Linked DNA regions of Mus musculus: region 1 is linked to region 2. The links are chromatin contacts, found by POLR2A ChIA-PET in ENCODE. All regions are on one chromosome and are shown on one strand. Each heading gives the region's core, a stretch centred on a gene start or an enhancer-like site at or near the end of the contact. The rest is flanking DNA. Distances are from core to core; before and after follow the strand shown. Region 1 holds the start of 4930547E08Rik (RIKEN cDNA 4930547E08 gene). Region 2 holds the start of Nat10 (N-acetyltransferase 10).

What was found. ChIA-PET counts read pairs that join two places held with the same protein, here RNA polymerase II (POLR2A).
Region 1: POLR2A ChIA-PET joins it to region 2 with 14 read pairs in embryonic stem cell. The contact joins the promoter of 4930547E08Rik here to the promoter of Nat10 in region 2. POLR2A ChIA-PET finds 5 or more read pairs at or near these places in 4 of 5 experiments (Patski and embryonic stem cell).

The regions. Positions count from the first base shown.
Region 1 is chr2:103,808,850-103,811,975 of GRCm38, forward strand. 4930547E08Rik (RIKEN cDNA 4930547E08 gene) reads right to left here and starts at 1,773. Exons shown (of 4, transcript NR_040514.1): 1 at 1,624-1,773.
Region 2 is chr2:103,759,930-103,762,848 of GRCm38, forward strand. Nat10 (N-acetyltransferase 10) reads right to left here and starts at 1,341. Exons shown (of 29, transcript NM_153126.3): 1 at 1,120-1,341.

The DNA of each region.
Region 1 (3,126 bases), core at 523-3,022, 49 kb after region 2:
TATATATATATATATATATATATATACACATTGATACACATCCCCTAATGAACATGTGGAGATTGTAGGATTTCTTTATAATTTCTCTATTACCTCTTCAGGAATCAAACTCAAGTTGCCAGGCTTGGTACCTTTGTCTGATGAACAATCTTACTGGCCTAGACTTCAATATTTTAAAGATTTATTCTCTCTCTCTCTCTCTCTCTCTCTCTCTCTCTCTCTCTCTGTCTCTCTCTCTCTCTGTGTGTGTGTCTGTGTCTCTGTGTGTGTGTGTGTCTGTGTGTGCCAATGATGACCAGAAGAGGACATCAGAGCTAGAGTTAGAGTTGGTTACAAGATGCCAGACTTGGGCACTGGGAACTGAAATCTCATTCTCTGCAAGAGTAAAAAGTACAAAGAGTAAAAAGTACAAAGTACTTTTAACTAACGACGAGCCATCTCTTGAGGCTCCCCAGTTTTTGAAACCTGCATTCAAGGAGGTTGATATGCAGCCTCGCACAGATCTAGAACCTTCACTTTCCTTTTCCTTTGCAGCACGCAGAAACAAGCCCATGTTTTGGGGATGGATGGGGAGTTTGTTTGTTTGTTTTGTTGTTGTTGTTGTTGTTTGGTTTTTAGTCTCTGACCATGGGCATTTTGTGCTATCAACATCTAACATGACAGGATTTTATTAACTTCCAAAACTTGAGGGTTTTATCTTTCCCAGACTATAAGTCTAGAAATATACCAAGGCAACCATAGGGCAAGTTTAACAACCAGCTCTCAGGAGGAAAGGGTTATGTGAGTGTGAGGTTGTAAACACATATTAGCTCTTCTTCCTGCTCCCTGTTGAACTGCCGAGGGTCCAGAGAGATTCTTTTTTTTGTTTGTTTGTTTGGTTTGTTTTTGTTTGTTTTTGAGACAGGGTTTCACTGTATAGCCCTGGCTGTCCTGGAACTCACATTTGTAGACCAGGCTGGCCTCGAACTGAGAAATCCGCCTGCCTCTGCCTCTCAAGTGCTGGGATTAAAGGCATGGGCCACCACCGCAGGGCCAGAGTGCTATTGGGTCCTTTGCTTGTTTGGTTGGTTTGTTGGTTGGCTGACTTTGGCTTTTTGAGACAGAGTTTCTCTGTGTAACTTTGGTTGTCCCAGAACTCATTTTATAGACAAAGCTGGCCTCAAAATCACAGAGATCTACCTGCCTTTGACTCCTAAGTGCTAAGTGCTGGGATCAAAGGCATGCACCACCACTGCCCAGGTCTGATACTGGGTCTTTGATATTTGTATTTTCACAGAACCCTAAGACCTTTGTGATTCTCTGAGTCCCTCTCCTCTGGCAGCGTGTGATCCTTTGAATTAATTTGATAATCTTTTTGTCTGGGTGTTTACGTGAATCCTTCACTATATCCTCTATCAGAGTTCAAAATGTTTACCTGATTTTCAGTGAACCATTTTTGGCAAATTAATTGAATCCCAGAGAGAATACTAGGGATCCCAATTTGTAGATGAAGTATAGGAGTGTAGGTCATTTTTAAGCTCTACCTGCCTTTAGCTCCGGGAAGTGACCGCACAACCAGCCCAGTACCAGCTTCCCTTGAATCCGCAGATAAAACACACACACAGTACTTCCTTTTCAACTTGCCTTCTTGGCACAATTACTAAACTCCCCAGACCAACAGCCTGTAGGAGTGGTCTGTGTAGCCACTCCACTTTGAGATCTCACGTGGTTGCCCGATTCTCTTCTTTCCAAAGCTTGTTGAACTTTGTTCTCCTCCCTTATGACTGGTCTGTCTTCTGGGACCGGAAATCCCACCTCTCTTTTCCGCCCAGCAATTGGCCCATGGATTTCCTTACTGACAGATCAAGAACCAATTGGAACTTGGGAGGCAGAGGCAGGAGGATTTCTGAGGCCAGCCTGGTTTACAAAGTGAGTTCCAGGACAGCCAGAGCTATACAGAGAAACCCTGTCTCGAAACAAACAAGCAAACAAACAAACAACAACAAAAATGAACCAATTGGAGACCAGGCCCTTAGCATCGGCCCCGCCCCCTACACAACAAGTTGGTGTTTGTGTTACAGAGTATGTGGATTGACAAGATGATGAGTCTTGGGTGCTTTGGTTCTGGGCTTCTTTTCTTTTTAAGGGCTTTCTGAGGACATATTGGCAGACATCATTTTTTTTTTCCTTCAAGGCATGGTTTTTCTGTGATCCTGGATGTCTTAGAACTCTGTAGACCAGGATGGACCAGGCGGGTTTTGAACGCAGAGATCATCTCGTCTATCTCTGCCTCCTGGGTGCTGGAATTAAAGGCAAGCACCACCACACCCAGGTAAGGACATCATCCCTTTTAGAGGGAATGAAATGTTTTTGGATTCTACTAGCTCTTCTGGGCCCTAACTGCTGAGGCACAGTAACACCTGTCACTCAGAGAATATATTTCTCCTTTTATCCCCAATAAACCAATTAAGAACACTGAGGTTGGCATCTGTAACACATTCCTGAATAGATTTGCACTTCCTCTCTCCAGTTCTGGTTAGTCTCTAACAAGAACTCCTCTTACTCAACAGCAGGTACACTATGATGTGGACCAAGATGCCTTGCTTCATGGGAAAGTTTTTTGTTGTCCCTACCACAGATTCCAACTACACAACCCTTCCACTCTTCACCAGAGTACCGGCAGCTACTTCTGTGACCATGCACTTCTCAGAAAGTATGAAATCTGTGTTCACCATCCACTTCATTGGGTCTCTGACAGCCAGTGGCAGGGAAGGAGATACGCAGCTCCGTCTTGACTCAGGTGAGGGCCTAGGTGGCGCCACAAAAAAAAAAAAAAAAAAAAAAAAAAAAAAAAAAGCCATCAGGTCTTCCTTAATGACTAATGAGCCATTCTCCAACAGGGAATATTTACTTTTTGGTTTTCGTGTTTTTGTTTTTTTATGTGTGTAACTGCCTGTGTTCTGTGTGCTTGCCTGGTGCCTGTAGCATCCAGAGGAAGATCCTCTGGACCTGGAATTACAGTAGGTGGTGGGAACTAGTATATGGATTTTGGGAATCAAACCTAGATCCTCTGGAAGAGCAGCAAACTCTCTTAACTGCAGAGCCACCTCTACATTTTATGGTACTGAGGCAGTCCTGGTACTGGGG
Region 2 (2,919 bases), core at 91-2,590:
GTTTGTAAGCTTTATGTTGCCAGCCACATAAACACCTACAAAAAATGAATGGGTACCTAATGTTAACGAGTCCAGCTTAATTGTTAAAAGTCTTATCTTGTCAGGCAGTGGTGGCCCACGCCTTTAATCCCAGCACTTGGGAGGCAGAAGCAGGCGGATTTCTGAGTTAGAGGCCAGACTGGTCTACAGAGTGAGTTCCAGGACAGCCAGGGCTATACAGAGAAACCCTGTCTTGGGGGGGGGGGGGGGGGGGAGTCTTATTTTTTGTTATAATAGGAGAGTCTTAGAATTAACAGGTAAGGCCCCTGAGTACAAGCTTTAATTCTAAAAAGTACTTTTAAAAGTAGATGAAATACAACTACACACAAAACTAATGTAAAATTAATGGCCAGAGTGAGGGATCTGATAACGATCTAAAATTACTGGTTCCAAGAAACGTTTAATACATAAGGAAAGCATTATTGGAAAGAGAAAATAAGATGAATCGTATTGGGTTTTGTTGTTGTTGTTGTTTGCTTTGTTTTGTTTTTTCAAACAGTCTCACTATGCAGACCAGACTGGCCTCGAGCTCCAAAAAATACTCCAGGCTCCACCTTCCAAGCGCTGGAATTAACGGTATACGCCACCACAACCTGATCGACAAGTCATTTTCATTCGGCTGTATCCATTCTTGTACACACAGCACCGGGTACTAAGCATCACGAGGTGCACTGTCAAATGTCCTGACTGAGACAGCTAAATAGTGCAAATAAACTGGCATACTGCAGTATTTAAGAGCAGAATATCTGGGACTAAACCGCGTTAGTTCAAAGCCTACCACTGCTACGAGGAGCCGAGTTTCTCAGAAAATAGTTTTGACACCAACCCATTCTCTCAAAGAGAGAGAAGAAGCCCGAGTGTGGGAAGGAGCCACACTCCCGGAAAGCGCTCGAGAAGCCAGCCCCGCATGTCAGAGTATCCCGGACCAGGAACGTCTGTCTGTAGGGCAGTCCAGGCGAAGAGTCCGAAGATACAGGCACCAGCCGGTACAGAAGCTTCCGTACTCGAGCCAGCCCTACCGGCCAGTGAAAGACCCAAACGCACATCTCAACATCCGACCCAGTCCCTTGCAAAGAGTACCTGCGCCCTGCTCCGGCCGACACCAGGCAGCTGCACAACGGAAGCACGTGAAGACACCGAGTTGCTACCCAGGCTGACCAATCTGCTGGAGAAAATTCTACACAGCTGAGCTACGCCGGGGCCGCCGCTGCACGTGAATCCGCTTAAGTGGCAGACAGCACGTGGGCAAGTGCTCAGAAGGGAGGGGACCACTACAGCTATGGGACCTTCCATGGCTTCGACGCTTAGTGATGACGTAAGAACACGCCGCGGATCTCCGCTACGCTTGCGCACTAACTCCCGGCCGCCATTTCGCCATTTGCTGCGGGTAACCTGGCTATGACAGGCGGAAGTAATCGTTTAGATATCCGGGTGTCTCGCATTTGCCGTTGCCACTGGTACAGGAACTCGTCCACTGTTGCTATGTTGAAAAAAACCTCTATAGCAGGGTTGTACAAGGCAATAGCTGTTGCTAGCGTAGGTGTTGTTTTATCGACCTCCCTACTTTTATATGAAACTAGCCCAGTAATTGTTTAATTCATCTTACTTGAACCTCCATCCGGCAGCAGTCTGAGAATGTCTGTAGACTTTGTACCAACGATCGTGGCCGCGGTACTCTGCAGGCTTTTCTTACTCATGCCAAGTGTACTAAAAGCCCAACATTGGGTCTCAAAGCTCATCCAACCACATCCACAAGGATACCCGTAAGTATGTCTGCTTTCCTTTTAGCATGAGCCACGTGAAATCGGTTTATCCTATATTTTTGGGCACAAGTTCTGTTATCTAAAACGAATTCCTTCCCCAAATTTACGCACCAACTTCAATATCAATCTAAATTTCAATGGACTTTAAAGACTTCATGATGCCTAGCCATATTGTTTTAAGTCACCAATACAGCCCTAGACTTAATACTAAGGTTCTAAATGCACTTAAGAAAATAAAACTACCAGTACTTTGTTATAATGGGCAGACAAGTCCTATAAGGTGGTGGTGACACAAGCAAAACACAAAACTTAGAAATAATGACCCTTGTGAGTACTCGACTTTTTTTTTTTTAAAGGAACCAATATAGGAAGAGGACAAAAATGGGCAAATAAGGCTAGTCGATTCTGCTTAAGTAGCCCAGATATGGTATTTCCGTTGTAATGAAAACAAAAAACTGGAATTTTGGGAACAGAGATGATGGCTATGATTACCTTAGTCACTGCAAAATCTGAAACCACCAGGTCAGGATGCAAACGGGGGCAACTGCCATAAGATAGTCAAGATTTAGAATGATAAAGTAGTAGGGCAGGGGAAGGGTAGCCAGTGCTAGATGGCTGAGCTGTCTATGCTGTGGAAGCATGTGATTTTACTGAAGAATATAAAGACAACAAAGACAGCTTCCAACTTACTGCCAACTGCCCCTATCAAGTAGTTGGACTGAAAATAGTTGATGTAGAATATTCTCAGTGTAGAATATCAAATGTGCTTGAGAAGATGGGTATGGGAATGGAACTGCACACCTGCAGGTTTAGAGGGTTTTGGAGACAATTCTCTTCCTCCACCTTTGTCCCAGGAGTCAAAACTCTGGTCTGGGTTGACTTCAAGTGATGATAGCTGCAGAGCCATTTCACTGGCCATTTAATATTCAAGCACTTTAGTGTGACTTTTGAATTTGAGGGGCTTGGGACTTAGGTATTTATAGACAAAGTAACTATAAAGAATTAATATTCAGAACAGCTAGGCTGGATTTGGCCACCTGGATTAAGTAAAACCAGAGATGAAACCATCCTTGAAGGCACAAGATACTCCGTGGTGACAGGGAATCTGAAATCCTTT